4 separate regions of the Homo sapiens genome follow, and all the other regions are linked to region 3. The links are chromatin loops, found by intact Hi-C in ENCODE. Cell type or tissue: endothelial cell of umbilical vein. All regions are shown on one strand.

Evidence for each region. Peaks named below come from ENCODE experiments on the same cell type or tissue, not always from the same donor. Only the 100,000 strongest peaks of a DNase experiment are listed, where the experiment ranks them.
Region 1: a loop joins it to region 3, with 2.9 times the contacts of the local background. A loop is called at or near these places in 13 of 110 quality-filtered maps.
Region 2: a loop joins it to region 3, with 2.6 times the contacts of the local background. A loop is called at or near these places in 10 of 110 quality-filtered maps.
Region 4: it touches region 3 in a loop (2.0-fold over the local background); 8 of 110 quality-filtered maps call a loop at or near these places.

What each region holds. Positions count from the first base shown.
Region 1 is chr13:41,914,934-41,918,933 of GRCh38, reverse strand. The region is part of intron 2 of VWA8 (von Willebrand factor A domain containing 8); the gene reads left to right. Among named protein-coding and RNA genes, the nearest start is that of VWA8, 44 kb to the left of the region's middle. RefSeq lists enhancers at 930-1,049, 2,159-2,238. In endothelial cell of umbilical vein, no CTCF peak of the experiment used is centred here; DNase peaks (open chromatin) are centred at 1,023 and 2,133; H3K27ac peaks cover 1,369 bases.
Region 2 is chr13:41,840,072-41,844,071 of GRCh38, reverse strand. All of the region lies in intron 12 of VWA8 (von Willebrand factor A domain containing 8), which reads left to right. Among named protein-coding and RNA genes, the nearest start is that of VWA8, 120 kb to the left of the region's middle. In endothelial cell of umbilical vein, no CTCF peak of the experiment used is centred here; a DNase peak (open chromatin) is centred at 1,901.
Region 3 is chr13:41,665,950-41,669,949 of GRCh38, reverse strand. The region is part of intron 37 of VWA8 (von Willebrand factor A domain containing 8); the gene reads left to right. Among named protein-coding and RNA genes, the nearest start is that of MIR5006, 100 kb to the right of the region's middle. In endothelial cell of umbilical vein, a CTCF peak has its summit at 1,596 (motif pointing left); a DNase peak (open chromatin) is centred at 1,609.
Region 4 is chr13:41,714,004-41,718,003 of GRCh38, reverse strand. All of the region lies in intron 26 of VWA8 (von Willebrand factor A domain containing 8), which reads left to right. Among named protein-coding and RNA genes, the nearest start is that of MIR5006, 150 kb to the right of the region's middle. In endothelial cell of umbilical vein, no CTCF peak of the experiment used is centred here; a DNase peak (open chromatin) is centred at 1,583.

The sequences.
Region 1 (4,000 bases), 250 kb before region 3:
AAAGATCTTTTTATTACTAATTTCTAATTTAATTTAATTTTGGTCGGAGAACACACTTTGTATGGCTTGAATCTTTGTGAAACGTATCTAGTGTTTTAAAAAATGACTATGTATATGTGTATCATTTAAGAAAATAATAGTATGTACTGTATATACTATTTTGTATATACAGAATGTTTTCTTACCTTTTTTTATTTGCAGACCATACTTTTGTATGTACAGACCATTTTCATAAAGCAACATATTGTGGACATTTCCTTATGTAAAATATTTTCTAAAGCATGACTTTAAAAAAATAACTTTTTTGCAGAACTAATATATTTTTGTCATTCAGAAATCAAAACAATATAAAAAGATATACATTGAGAAATTATATATTCACCCCTATTTTCATTCATGTTAATTCTCACAGTATTAGTTTCAGGGGAATCTGTCTTGCATTTTTCTATACAAACACAAGCAAATATACATGTATACTCTTATTTTTGTACCCTTACACAAAAAGTGAACAACATGACACTTAGTCATTGAATATGGATATGTATAATTATTTCATACATATTGATGAATTTTTCCAATTTTAAGAAAAGCTGAATATCTTCTCTGTGCTGAGCACTGTGCTGGCCAGTGCTGTAGATTTAGTTTTGATAACAGCTATATTGGATCATAGAAACATCAGCCCACTTTATAAATGATTGGCTTTATATAAGCTACGTAAGCTGATGTTTTATATATGTATTTTTCTTTTGATGTCTTCAAAGAACCTTATTTTATTCATCTTTGTATTCTTGGTGCTGAGCATATAGTAGGTCCTTAATAAATATAGCTGTGTGAATAAATTAATTTTTTAGTTCAGTTAGTTCGTGTTGTAAATAATGAGGACTTTGGTGCTAAATATTTTCACCCTTCATGTCCATTATATCTAACTACAGAATGTTACATGGTAAATAGGGGAAAGTTTAGCAGATGAGCACGTAGTTGCAGTGAGGAGGTTAGTCATGCTTCCTTTGAAATCTTGTGTTGTGATGTGGTAGAAAAATCAAATTCAGGGGCATGTTATGGGCCTAGATGTAGATTCTTTCTGAGCTATTTTGTGGGGTGATGAAATGGTAATGAAATGTCAAGTGAAAGTACTCTAACATAGGCTTTACCAGTGAGGATGTAGTAAGTACTGGGTTCCTTTCTCCCTTATTCTTCAGATTTGCCTCTAGGCCCAGCAGGTAATTTGAGTGTAAACTCAGGAGCCTATTCATATCCACCAAATCCACACTATACAGCCTGGTGTCCAGGGTACACAGCAGAGATAGGAGTTTGCAGGTGAGGATGAGACTTGAATAATTCTCCCGTACCTGGTTCTCATTGGCTGAGGGACTGGGCATGGTGCTTTACCTATAATCCTCACAAACCATACTCAATAAGTATTATTATCTTTATTTTGAAAATAAGGAAACTACAAATCTGCGTGTTCTGCACATGTATCTCAGAACTTAAAGTATAATTTAAAAAATTTAAAAAAGAAAATAAGGAAACAGACCTGAAAGAGTCAAAATGCTTGTCTAAGGACATGGATAAAAGACAGGATGAAAAATCACAGTAGGTCTGTCTGGCTTCAAAGACTTTTTTTTTTCCTCCATTATATTATGCTGCTTTTTGGGATACTAAGAAAACATCAACAGTTTTGAAGGATTTATTATAATAGAATCTGACCTATGCTTAATTTTCTAGAATTTTAATTTTAACTTTTATATGTATGAAAATTTGAGTTCATGAAGGGAGAAAATTATAATTTAGATAACTATGATAAAATTACTTTAAAGCCTTTGAATATGGCTGGGCAAAAAATAGTACATATTTTTTGAAAACAAATATTGGTTAGGAATTGAATCAGGGATTTAGGCCAGTATGAACTACATGTTTTTATCTTTACATAGAAAAGGAATCTTAGAATATAGGATCAAGCTCTTTGGGATTATTTTGACATCGGTTTATTATTATGTGGACTCCTGGAAGGTAGCATTTTGTGCCTGAAAACATTGAAGTTGGGGATTTCTCTCGTGTACTGTGCTATGTTTATATTAGGTTATGCATGGCAGTTTGGCACTTTGTTTTGCAGATGTTCGTAATGTACAGTCTTGAATCTTGTTTCTATTTCTGGCGTGCTTTTAAGTATGACTCATGTTTTCTTGAGGCCATTCTAAAAATACAGCTAGTTTCAAGCATTAATGTAAAATATACCACAGATACCACATAGCACTGCATGATGCTTTCTTTCAGTAGTTTAGTGCAATTTCCTGACAAATTAAATATAGACATGCTTTTTGGTAAAATACGCTATACTAAAACATGAATAAGTGAAAGTTGGATTTTCTTTGAGAAGTAGATCCTCTGATAACATAATATTCATTACAAAATAACTTTGAAATTTTAATAAAAGGAATAAAACATACCATTGATACCACCAAAAAGAAGTAGAACTAATGGCTGGAACAGCAAGTCTGCTAAATTTGATGTAGCCCTGAGAGGTCCACACTTGTAGGGAAAGTCTTGCACCTGAAGCTGGACACCTGTTGAAAAGCTTTTGGAGGGACTGTAGAACATAATGACTGAAATACAAGTTTTGGACTTAAACAACTTAGGTATAAATCTTGGTTTATGGACTTAGCAGCTATAGACAAATGATACTACATTTCCAATTTTGATTTTCTTATTGTAAAATGGGAGTAATGAGTATTTAACAAACACAGCATTTACTGTTATTAGACACTGTTCTAAGTGCTTAATATAATCCTCATAACAACTTTATAAGTAAGTACAATTGTATCTATTATACAGATGAGGAAACTGAGCAGAGAGGTTAAATAACTTGATTAAGGTTACATAGCTAGTAAATAGTAGAGTTGGAATTTGAACCCAGCCAATCTGTCTTGAATCTGTGTCTTTATACAATAGGTCTGCTGCTTTCTAGAATTGTTATGAGATCCTATGTGAAAAATCGTTTGTATGTTTACCTGGTACCTGATAGGAATGCAATAAATTATAGCCATTATTAGTATTGTTATTGAGGGAGAATAAAAGCAGGGAAAATGTATTTTCTTTGTGAAGGTATGCCATAGACTACAAGGCCAGCCATGGGATTCAGAAGTAGCTTATATGTATTAAGAAACTTATGTAAAATTGGAATGTGATGATGAGAGCCTTAGATATCCTGACAACTCCTACAGACTTACTCTAAAGGTAGAACTTATTCTCTACTGATTTCCTCGCTAAAAGTTTTATCTTTCAGAAGGTAAAGGAAATAGAGAGAAACTCTTTCTCTGGGCTTAATTGTGACAAACTCATTAGTGGTGTGCAGGCAACAGAGGCCTTGAGAAAAAATAATGACTACACAATATTTCTCAACTATGGTGCCATTGACATACTGGGCAGGATGAGACCATCTTGGTCATTGCATTTACCATCACAAAATATCAGTGGTGTACCAAATTATTTCTCATTTCCCAAAGCTTTACAACAACCCAAAGTACTCCCAGACATTTTCCAAATGCCTCCTGGCAGGCCTAGAATGGTAGCAGTATGGTCACCAGTTGAGAACCACTGCTGAGTGCTAAGAATAAAGGAAGGACTGAGACTAGTCAGATGTGCCTTAAGGCAGTGTTTCTCAGTACATGTGCATCATGCTGAAGTGGAAGACACTCCCAGGAGCATAAACATGATTATACATAATTCCCAGGGCTCTAGCTTTAAATAACTCCATGCTTTTCTCTTCTACTTAAGAAAGTACACTGCTGTACAAATGTCTCTATTATGGCTATAACCTCAATTCTGCTCCAGTTTGCTTCAAAAAATGAAAAGATAAGTTATTCCTAAACATCAGCACTTTATTATACAGACAATTTATGAGGGGCAGGCCTCACATTTGATTAGGAACTGCTACCTTAGATTTTAAAAAATCTTGAAAATGATTATGGTTCCAAGGTCAAAACATTCAAAACAAACTGGA
Region 2 (4,000 bases), 170 kb before region 3:
ATGTTCCTCAAGGGTATTGGCCTATATTTAACTTTCTTTGTTATGTCTTTGCCAGATTTTGGTATCAGAATGATGCTAGCTTTGTAGAACGAGTTAGAGAGGAGTCCTTATTCCTCAGTTGTGTTGAATAGTTTCAGTAGAATTGGTACCAGCTCTTTTTTGATGTCTGGTAGAATTCAGCTGTGAATCCATCTCGTCCAGGGTTGTGTTTTTTTGGTAAGTTTTTTATTACTGATTCAATTTCAGAACTTGATATTGGTCTGTTTCGGGTTTCAGTTTCTTCCCAATTCAGTCTTGGGAGGTTGTGTGTTTCCAGGAATTTATCCATTTCCTCTAGATTTTCTAGTTGTGTGCAGAGAGGTGTTCATAGTAGGCATTGATTGATGATCTGTATTTCTGTAGGATCGGTTGTAATGTTACCTTTGTCATTTCTGATTGTGCTGATTTGGATCTTCTCCCTTTTTTTATTAATTTCGCTAGTGGTCTATCTTGTTTATCCTTTCAGATAACCAAATTTTGGGTTAGTTGATCCTTTGTATGGATTTTTCAGTCTCAGTTTTATTCAGTTGTGCTCTGATTTTAGTTATTTCTTTTCTTCTGCTAGCTTTGGAGTTAGGTTATTCTTGTTTTTCTAGTTCCTCTAGCCGTGATGTTAGATTAGATTGTTGATTTGAAGTTTTTCTAACTTCTTGATTTAAGTGTTTAGCTTATTGCAGATACTTAAACTAGAATTTATTGCTACTTTCACACCTGTTTTTCTAAGGGAGTCTAACATTTGTGATAAAATGCAACAAAGTTTGTAGTACTATTTGAATAAAATATGATTCTTTAGTTTGTATATGCTGGGGTTTTAGTCTATTGCATCTCTGCTTCTTGCCTTGTGAAACTCTTCTTGTCCTTCTTAATGTACTTAGTTGTCAACATTTTCTTTACAATCTTTAACAAGTTGATTTACTTTTTAAATATCATCATCCTTAAGTTCTGGCTTTCTGGTAAACAATAGTACTCAGTCTCTAAAATGAAAAGATATTATTTACAGAGTGTTAGCTAATTTACAAAATTTCTGGGAGAAACAGGGAATGCAATTTACATTTTACCCAGTAAGGAATGGTAGTACCAGGAGGAATTTAGCCATTGATGCCCTAGAAGAGCAGTTTTCTTTGTGCTGGCTGCTCCCTTACTCCCATTGTTGACTGCCATTTTCCCAGTCTCTTGTACATGAGAATGCTTGGTGGAACCTGGTTCATGAATAGAACTCTAGCTGCACAGACTTTAAGAAATGATGTTTCTAGTTTTCTAGCCTTTGTAGTATAGGAAGGATAAAATGAGGGTATTTGGTTGTGTATCTTGATGGAGTACATAACTGTATTATCTGCACCTATACTGACCTTACATTTATATTTAATTTTGCATCTTTATTAAGATGTCCTTTAGTTGAATCAGTTGTTAGCAACATAGTGGGTTTGACTTCTGGTTATCTTCAATGAGAGAAATTTATTCTGTGTTCATAGTATAAATCTTTAACTAAAGCAGATCATCTTGAAATAGATTCCAGTGCTTACCACACATACAACTGCAAAATCAACTTTTCCCCATTGACAGCAGAGTAACTGAAATCAACATAGTAGGCTTGTAATGTCAACATCGCATCCTGTACATAAAAGGGAGTTAATTTTATGTGCTACAGGTTAAAAATAGTTCTTTAAAAGAGGAACTTGAGGGAGAAGGATGGAAGAGTTTACAAATAATTTTACAATATATGTAAAATGAGAGGCCTTTTTGAGATCAAACATAAATGACACTGAGGAATGTTGGCAGCATGCCTGCGTTCTGTTCACTGAGCATGCTTAGATTCCAGAAATAATGGCTTCATTTCTATTTCAGGACCTAAAAATTATTAACATTGTATGTTTATACAATATTTATGTAGCATTCTGCTGCCACTAATAGGTGTGGGCATAGTTAATACTGTATTACAAAGTCAATGGCTTATTCTTGGTATATTCTTTTATTCACATAATCCCAGATTTTCTTCTTGTTTATACTACTGGTATGGTATTTTCCTGGTATAATAAGTATTGCTTAATAAGTAAAACTCATTTGAGGTAGACCTGGAAAGCCTACAGAAATTCAGCTAGTTTCCTTTGGAAAACAAAATCATTATTAGTGCTTATTTACCCCAATTGAAAAAATATTAAATGTCTACTGTTTTTATATATATATATATATATATATATATATATATATATATTTTTTTTTTTTTTTTTTTTTTTTTTTTTTTTTTTTTGAGACAGAGTCTCGCTCTGTCGCCCAGGGTGGAGTGCAGTGGCGCGATCTCGGCTCACTGCAAGCTCCGCCTCCTTGGTTCACGCCATTCTCCTGCCTCCCCTCCCGAGTAGCTGGGACTACAGGCGCCCGCCACCACACCCGGCTAATTTTTTGTATTTTTAGTAGAGACGGGGTTTCACCGTGTTAGCCAGGATGGTCTCGATCTCCTGACCTCGTGATCCACCTGCCTCGGCCTCCCAAAGTGCTGGGATTACAGGCGTGAGCCACCGCACCCGGCCTACTGTTTATATTTTTAATTCAGAAATGAGAATGAAGAATCATATCTACTTAGAGATGTACTTACTTTTAACTAAAGCATTTTTATTTCAATCTTTTTTATATGTTTTGAAATAAATTTTAAAACAACAATAAAGACTAGCTGTATTTGGGGTCTGTTTGGGGAGTGGTTAGCATCATAGTCACACTTTTTAACTCTTCTCAAAGAAGATGATTGAGACTTATTAGAAGTTAATTTGTGAAGCTAGCCTGAGAGGTGTGTTATTGGTATATTCCTATATTAACTGCAATCTATTCATGGGTTCATTAATCCAATCCAGCTCTTTCCTTATGGGAATTTCTTTTAGTGAAATTTATTGCTGTGTTCATTGTCATAATATACTTGAGGACAATCTGGCTCCTCTGCCTGCTAGCTGTGTGTCCTTGATTGGGTAAACTGTTTGACCTTCTCATACCTCAGTTTTCTTCTCTGTAAAATGAAGAACATAATTGTACATGGCTCTTCAGGTTATAAGGATTACATGAGTTAACATATGCAAAGTACCTGGCACTTGTTAGGCTTTCCATAAGGATTAGCTGTAATAATTATTATTACTTCTATTTTTAACTCTTTAACATGTTGTTCTCTATAGGATGACCTGACCCATGAAACAAATTTTTCTCAATTTTATTATCAAGAATTGTGGTGCTGCTTCTGATTTGGTGTTGATGTTGTGATCATCATGACTTATGTACCTTTTTTTTTTTTTTGAGACGGTCTCACTTTGTCACCCAGGCTAGAGTGCGGTGGTGCAATCTTGGCTCACTGCAGCCTCCACCTCCTGGCCTCAAGTGATCCTTGTGCCTCAGCTCCCCAAGTAGCTGGGACTACAGGTGTGCACCACCATATCTGGCAAATTTTTTGTAGTTTTTGTAGCGATGGGGTTTTGCCTTGTTGCCCAGGCTGGTCTTGAACTCCTGAGCTCAAGCAATCAGCCCACCTTAGCTTCCCAAAGTGCTAGAATTACAAGCATGAGCTACCACCTGTAACTTTTTTTTTTTTAATACTTTAAGTTCTGGGATACATGTGCAGAACGTGCAGGTTTGTTACATAGGTATACATGTACCATGGTGGTTTGCTGCACCCATCAACCAACCCGTCACCTACGTTAGGTATTTTTCCTAATGCTATCCCTCCTCTAGCCCCGCCATCCCCAGACAGGCCCCAGTGTGTGATGTTCTCCTCCCTGTGTCCATGTGGTCTCATTCAACTCCCCCTTGTGACTGAGAACATGCAGTATTTGGGATACAAAGTCAATGTGCAAAAATCACAAGCATTCCAACACACCAATAATAGACAAACAGCCAAAACATGAGTGAACTCCCATTCACAATTGCTACAAAGATAATAAAATACTTAGGAATACAACTTACAAAGGATGTGAAGGACCTCTTC
Region 3 (4,000 bases):
TGAAGGGGTATAAATATATTAATTTAATTAAGCTAAAACAAATGTGTGACTCTAAAATAAACATGTGATTAAGTAAGTGCCATGGACTGATTACAGCAACAGACTGAATGTTGGTTACTACTCATAACAATATTTAGAAAGCCAATTAATTATGGTCTGTTTCATTTATTATTCTAAACATTAGTTTCTTCTCTTTTTGAATTAAGCTCTTGTTCTCATTACAGTCATTGGTGCCTAATAGTAAATACTATTGTGTTTGAATTTCTATATTTTATATGTGGTAGAGATCAAAGGTCATGTTTTCCATCTGGTCAAGATTAAATTTATTTTTCACGATAGAACTTTACAAAGGACTTTTACTAATCATTTAATAATTGTGCTTGACTGCTACAAAAATGAATTTGTATTTGTTTTTTAATCATGTAGGCCTTCTCTTCCAGTTACTTCTCTGGCTATATATACATCTTTGTACTCCTAGCTTGTAGCACAATGATTGGTGCAATAAGCAATTAATATGTTTGTTTGTGCTCACACTCCTATATACTAAAATGTACTGGTAATTGAAACTATTTGATAACAAATGGAATTTTTCTTTTAAACTGTCACAAATTATTTGTTTAGATGTAACTGAATAAATATTTATTGAATGAGGATATATAGTTATTAAGTTAGAAATGAACAGAATTATGGATCTAACATCTCAAGAATAATCAAAATATTCAGCTACATTACACAGTGAAATATCTGAACTTTCCCTAAACCAAACATTTTCCAGGACATGTGTAACTTTATGTCTCCAGTTTAAAGTTCAGCTATAAGCTGGGCATGGTGGCACATGCCTGTAATCCCAGCTACTTGGGAGGCTGAGGCACAAGAATTGCTTGAACCTGGGAGGTGGAGGTTGCAGGAGCTGAGATCGAGCCACTGCCCCCCAGCCTGGGCAACAAAACAAGACCCTGTCTCTAAAAAAAAATAAAATAAAGCTCAGCTATTACAGAAATGAGACATATTTAGTAATAAAGTTGTATAATTCAGAATTGAATGATAGTTTCATTTGGAAAATTAGAATAGATGTTATCTGACATTCTCCTTTGATCCCTAAGTTCCCTTGATCCATTTTGGTTGATATTAAAAATGCATACTTATATACATACTCAAACATGAGTCTGTATTCTTATGTTCAAACAGACAAGACTAATTGTCTTAATAATCTATCATTGTTTTAATTTTTTGTCATATCTCTCTTCTTCCCTGCTTGGTAAATAATGAGACAGCTTATTTAATTGTTCTTATTTAGACCAGCTCATCTTATTAATTACAAGTGGTTTATACAACCAAACCTAAATAGAAGTCATTCCAGGGGCAACAGTAATAACAAGCAAATGTTTGTCTTTTACAGTTCCCTTTCTGTTTGATCTTTCAAGCTATTCTTCATTTATATACTCTTTATTCAGCACAGATCTGCTCCTAACTTCAGAGCTTGGAAAATGCCTTTCATAGAAGTATTGAAAAAAGAGAATAGGTTCTCCATACCCTGCTTACTTAACACTTGCTGGCTGCAAGCAGCTTCCCCATCACTGACAGAGTAACCTGATCTCCATCTAGTGGCCAGATGGACTTACTTTTTACATCATGGAAATTAACAGGCCTGCTGGCAATGAAAGGCTTATACACTCTTGTCTTGTATGGTTCCTGTTGAGCAAGATAGGCGCCTTTAGGTCAGCAGTGAGGGCTGGGCAAATAACCTGCCATGCCATCCACCACAAAAGATCCCCATGCCTCCTGATTCCTCTGCATCATAGCAAAGGAACTGTCCATATTGAGATAAACAGTATATTAATAATTAAATGTTTTATCACTACTCTGTTTGTCTTTGCTACATTTCAGCCTTCTGGAGTTATTAGCTTTGCCATTGTTGATTTGAGTTTTTGTTTTTGTTTAATGAATTTGTTGGTATTTTTATTTAATGAGTACAGCTTACAAGAGAGTATTTTTTGAGCTCTACATATAAAATGTGTTCATTAATTTTACATGCTTTGATAGAAACATGTGTTTTTCCTATAATAAATAACCATAACAACAAACTGAAAGGATTAATATAAATGTAGTTTTAAGAGACCATTATTAAGAATGCATATTTATTACTTGTAGATTTCATATTTTCAGAAACATGGGTTAATTATAAGTCAAAATTCTTCTGGCTATATTTAAAGTATATTATTCATACTTAGTTACATTTGTCTTCCTTCCAAGAAAGCTGTTAAAGCTATACCACAGATTTCCTCAGAAATCAGATCATCTTCTCTTGGTGATTATTTTTGTGGGAGCAAAAAGGCTTAAAAGGTTATAGCTTTCAAATGTTATTTTCTAATTAAAAGAAATCACAAAGTAAATCTTCTGTATATTGCTGGTAGGATCTCTCTGCAGCCTTTGAATAGTACTTAAGGAAGTAGTATATTCTTTAACAATGGTTGCAATCTTCTGAAATACAGTGTGAGACTGGAACTTTTTCATCATTATAGTGAAGACAGTGTCTGGTACACAATAAGCACACAACCAGCATTTGAAAATAAAAAGGAGTGAGGCATAGAAAGAAATACATGGAAAAGATAACTAATTTATGTTTAGCACTATTAGTCTATTCCCCCTTTTAAAGAGAATTTTCTAGGACTATGAATAAATGCAGTTTGATGTACTTAGGTAAGTAAGCTTGGCCTTTTCTATAATCTCTAGTCTAGCAGTTTTGATTTTTGAAGATCTCAGTTGGATATTAAGTTCTATTTTCAGTTTTAGAAACCACTGGGTTATTTAACTGGCTGACTATTAGTAAATTTACATGCTAGGTAATCTTCAGATCCTCTATGGGATTATGAAATTCTTTGTTCTTTTTAAGGAGCATAGTTTACTCTTATACATCATTCTTTACTTTGATCAATAACTCTGAAAAAATAGTCTGATTCAGTGGATCATTGTTACAGAACAATCCATATTTTGTAGGATTGTTATATGTACATGTGTCTTTGGGAATCTTTCTTGGCCCAGAAAGGCAATGCTTTTCTGAACTTTTATAATTTCTCACCATCCATGTCTCCTCGCCACGTGTCAGTAGAGCTGGGTTTCAGCAAGATGATCCAGCTGTTTCCCTATATGGTAACACTTGGGCATTGCCTGTAATTATTTTTTTATTGTTTATTCCTATTAGAGAAGTCCCAGCCATGAAAATTCATTTTGAATCTTTAAGATTTTCAGGAGTACTGAGTGAAAATGCAAGATCCCGGTGGCGTGCTAGTAAACTAGTTCTCATGGAGACTGGGGGGTTGTTAAGTTTGCCAGTTTCCATTTTGCAAACACCCCCACCATGATTTCAAGCTACCAAAGGTTAACAATCAGCTTGAAAAATTCCTAAGTATTTAGCAGTTATCTCTCATAGGCTGATATAGTTTAGCTCTATCATGCCACTTGCTTATTTATGGCTTTATCATCTAACTCCCCAAAGAGAATTATGGCAGTTACCTAACAGCAAGGCTTTCAGAAATGAGGCAGTAAGATGGTGATAGGGACAGAAGCAATGAGAGAAAAGGGAGAAAGGTACAGAGAACACAGATAAGATAGTATCATGTTAGCTCAGGAAATGTGGAAGCCTGCAGTTATCCCAGTAACCAATTGGCCATACTCTTCTTGAACCAGAAATTTGGTTTGAGTAAAGAATTGAAGAAAAATCTGCCCTGAAGTAAGATAGCACTCCTGGGTTCATGCATATGGGCCTCCTTTCTTATATAGATTGTGTTTCAGAGAGAAATTGCAAGTTGATTTTTACATTCCTCTAAAAGAAAAGCTTCCATTGGATCACAACATTATCAGTAATTGCTAAATACAATTAAAATTAAATCAGCAGTCACCTCCCTAAGGCAAGCAAATAAACAAGTTTATGATTTTAGGGAGGCTGTGAGGTTTCATTAACTTTTTATGCATATCCAATAAGAATGATACCCCTATAAAT
Region 4 (4,000 bases), 48 kb before region 3:
ATTGTCATCCTCAGTTCTAAACAGAAAAATTATTGCTATGGCAAGTTAATTCTAACTCTAGTACTTTTGAGTAGAAGCAGAAGTACTTTGAGCCTGGAAACAAGTTGGTCACACTCTTGCATTACAAGGGGATAGAAACAACTAGTTGTCCCCCAACCGCATATAGCTAGAAATAGACTTAAGCAGATGTGAAGGAAGAGTGAATTTTCCTTTTAGAAGGAGATCAGAGTAGGCTATAATTTCCACAGTCATTCAGAGCAATTTTTTCCTCATCTGTTAATTGCAATAACTTAGGCTGCTCAAAAGTAGTGTTGTTTTATTGCCCTTCTTGAAATTCACAGGTTCCGTAGCAATTTCTATCAAATTATCAGCCTTGTACTTAGAGAGAGTAGGATGACAAAGTGTAGCAATTTCTATCAAATTATCAGCCTTGTACTTAGAGAGAGTAGGATGACAAAGTGAACAAAGTAATGGCCTGGGAATTTAGCAGTTAGTCATATGTTCACCTGTCTACCTGGATCAGCCATGGAGAAACAGATGACAAGACAGAATCCTGCCCTCAAAGAGCTCACCATTCCATTTTGGTCATTTGAATTTAGAGAAGTTACTTAACTAATTCTCTATTGGTACAGAGGGCCTTTTCTTATACATAGCATATCTATTTGATTTTTAAAAATATTTTAAAATATTTGAATATTTAAATATTCAAATATTTAAAAATATTAAGGAAGTACACTGGGAGAAATTATTTTTAAAAATATTTGATTTACCATCTAAATCAGGACATTTTTGAGAAAGGCAGGGGGAGCTATTGACAATAATTCTGTAAAAAGAGTGTAAAATAAGACTGCCCTGGCCAGGCCAGAATATGCAATTATCTTCATTGTGGATCATCAGTAAGGTTCCTTTCTATTCTAACATCCTTTGAATTTTAATATAATCTTAATGTTTATCTCATCTGCAAAAACAAACATAAAAATATGTGATACTAACACTTTTCATTCCCCCTTTCCACCCCTGCCCCCCAAGTAGTGTACTGTTGATGGTAATCACATAGACCGCCAAAAAGTTAGTCTTCCCCATGCAGTCTTTGATTTCACTTTGACTTTTCTAGACCTTTTGCTAAACCAGTTCTTGTAGGCTGCTTCTACCCAGCTCTGCAGCTACTGTTAGTGGGGAAGATACACATTGGATTTCAGTTCCTAAGGAAGAAGGATAAAATGGTTTAATACTATTAGTATCTTTTTGCCCTGAATGAACAGTTCTTGCTACAACTTAATTTTCATGTTCTCTAATCCAACCGCAGTGCTTATTGATGGGAGTAAAGTTACACTGAAACTAGAACAAGATGATCATACCCACACTCAGGATGGGGATGGAAAGATAATTGGCCACCCACTACATATAGCTAAAAAGAGATATAAGTCAGATGTTTTAGAAGGGGGAATTTTTTTACAAGGGCCAAGATAATGCTAAACCACTATTTGTGTAGCTATCTACAGCACCTTCTTCCTCAACTGAAATCAGAATATACTTGTCTGTTCAGTAGCGGTGATGTTATTTTTGTGTTCTTTGGCAAAATTCCCAAAAGAGAGATGCTGTCACTTTCCCTTTTGTTCTCCTAAAGAGTGCAGTGATGTTATCTATCTCACAGGTTTCTGCACATTTTTTAAAGGCCCAATGTGATGAGGTGAATTTAACTTGTCTTCTTTAATAAACTTTTGCTAAACCTGGTATTTTTAGACTGAGTCTTATTGGGTGGTTATTTTATTTTACTTGATCCTGCCATAATGGAGCTCTTCTTCCTTATCTGCAAATATATTCCCAGACCTTAGTACCAGGATCAGAATTGGCTACCTAGACCCCACCCACCCACTGCATTTGCCCCTTTCCACTAGTACTTCCTGAGATTTGTTATTGCTCCTCTTTTAAGTTTCTAATACATGGGACAGGACATGCCAAGAGAAGGCAAACATAACCAAATAAGGAAGTATACGGGAGAAAGTATTTTTAAAAATATGAATACTATGCTTTATATGGGGGTTGAATTTAATTCTGTGACATTTGTCCTATAGAGAAACAACTGTATGTCATCTATGAATCAAGAAAAGATGATCATCCCCACACTCAAGATGGGGATTTGGCCTATAGAGAAACAAGACAATTGATGCTATATGTGTGTGTTGCATGTACTAATGTCATTTTGTCAGTATTGTAGGGAGAGATAGGAGGATTTATGTTAAAATTGAAACTCTTGAATTTTAAATGTTGTTATTGGAAATATCTTTGTAACATATATATTTTAAGAGAATTAGGTCCAAACATCCAACCAAAGGCATAGATTATCTGCTATACTTCAGTATAGACAACTATAAATATAAACTTTAAAGCAAAGTTTGCCTGTTTTTTCCTCAAGTGAACTTTTATGTCTGAACTTTCTTTTATTTGGGAATAAACATACTGCTAGCACATTAGCACTTCCAAATTAAAAAGTGTGTTTCAGAATAATTTATGAAATCTGCTATACTGGGAAAACATTTGTTTTAAAGAAAGAAAAAAATGCTATCTTTTTCATGAGATTTCCATTTTAAGAAACTTATACACTATTTTATCTTAAATTTATATGTCGCTCTAACTTTCCAGTTCTTAAGATGAGAAAATTGTCATTTCATAGATCAACAATGAAATGTAAATACTTCTAAATATAATTATAACAACAACAATGTTATGATTATATTTCATAATAATGGTAATAATGATGGTAGTACAATAATATTGATGATGGTAATAGAAACATTTATAGATAACTACGTACCAGACATATTTCCAAGCACTTTCTTTACATAAATGTATATAATTCTCCCAACGGACCTATGGCATATATATAATATTATTGCATCTTGTAGATGAGGAATTTGAGGCACAGAGAAGTTATGTAACTTGCTGGAGGTTAGAAAGCAGGGGTACAGCTGGGCTATATGTAATATTAATTCCAATTCTAAGGATGATATAAACAGATTGATATGTAGATTGCAGGGAATTTCTAGATCAGAGTAGTTATTTAGATACTGAAAATTATCAATAGTTTTGGCTTAAAAGGACCTTGGGATTTTAAGTAACCAACTTGGAACTCATCATTGACCGTGATGTCATGTACATACAATATACAAATTCTTATTCTTCAAGGAATTATAACAGATTCAGATGCTTGGATTTTAGCCATAGTTCAAAGTGAAGAGTAACCACGAAGCAGATAAATAGAGACTTTTGGCACAACAGAGATCATTTTGGAGACCTCTTCATTCTCATTTAAGTTTCCTTTTCTTGTGACATATGGAGGATCAAAAAATAAAACACAAGGTGATTCACTTAGAAAAATAAAAACCTTAGAAAACTTTGTATGACTACCTTATATAAGAAGTATACTAGCCATCATTTCTTCTTGATTTGGAACACAAAAGAAATTTATAGACTTCTCAAAGATTGTGGTAATTTTTTAAATAAGCATACAGAGAAATTGTCTCTATCCTCTGAAGTTACCTTCATGTGTTTTTCTCTCCCTGCCTTCTCTAGGAGACACACATTCTATAAAATACTTAAATGTTCATTCTCTCTGCTCCAAGTTCTTTGCCCTTAATTCTGTTGATTTCTTTTTTAATGCTACTTACTTGATGTTAAACTACTTACTTCATATTAAGCTACTTTTCCTCCCAGAGCATTCAATGCCTATTTGTCACTAGCAAACTAGCTATTATTTAACAAACATCCATTTCTATCAGTCAAATAGAAAAAAAAACTAAGGAAATTAAAAAGTTTTTTAGATGTTGGCTTTCTTTATGATGATATTTACTAAATGAAGAATGGCATCCCATTTATTTTTAAAATTAATCAGCAAAAAGAAAATAAAAACTCCTGTAATGTTACCATCCAGAAATAGCCATTGATGATCCTTCTAGACTTTTTCCTGTGACTGTATGTGTTATTTCATGCACTGAAAAAT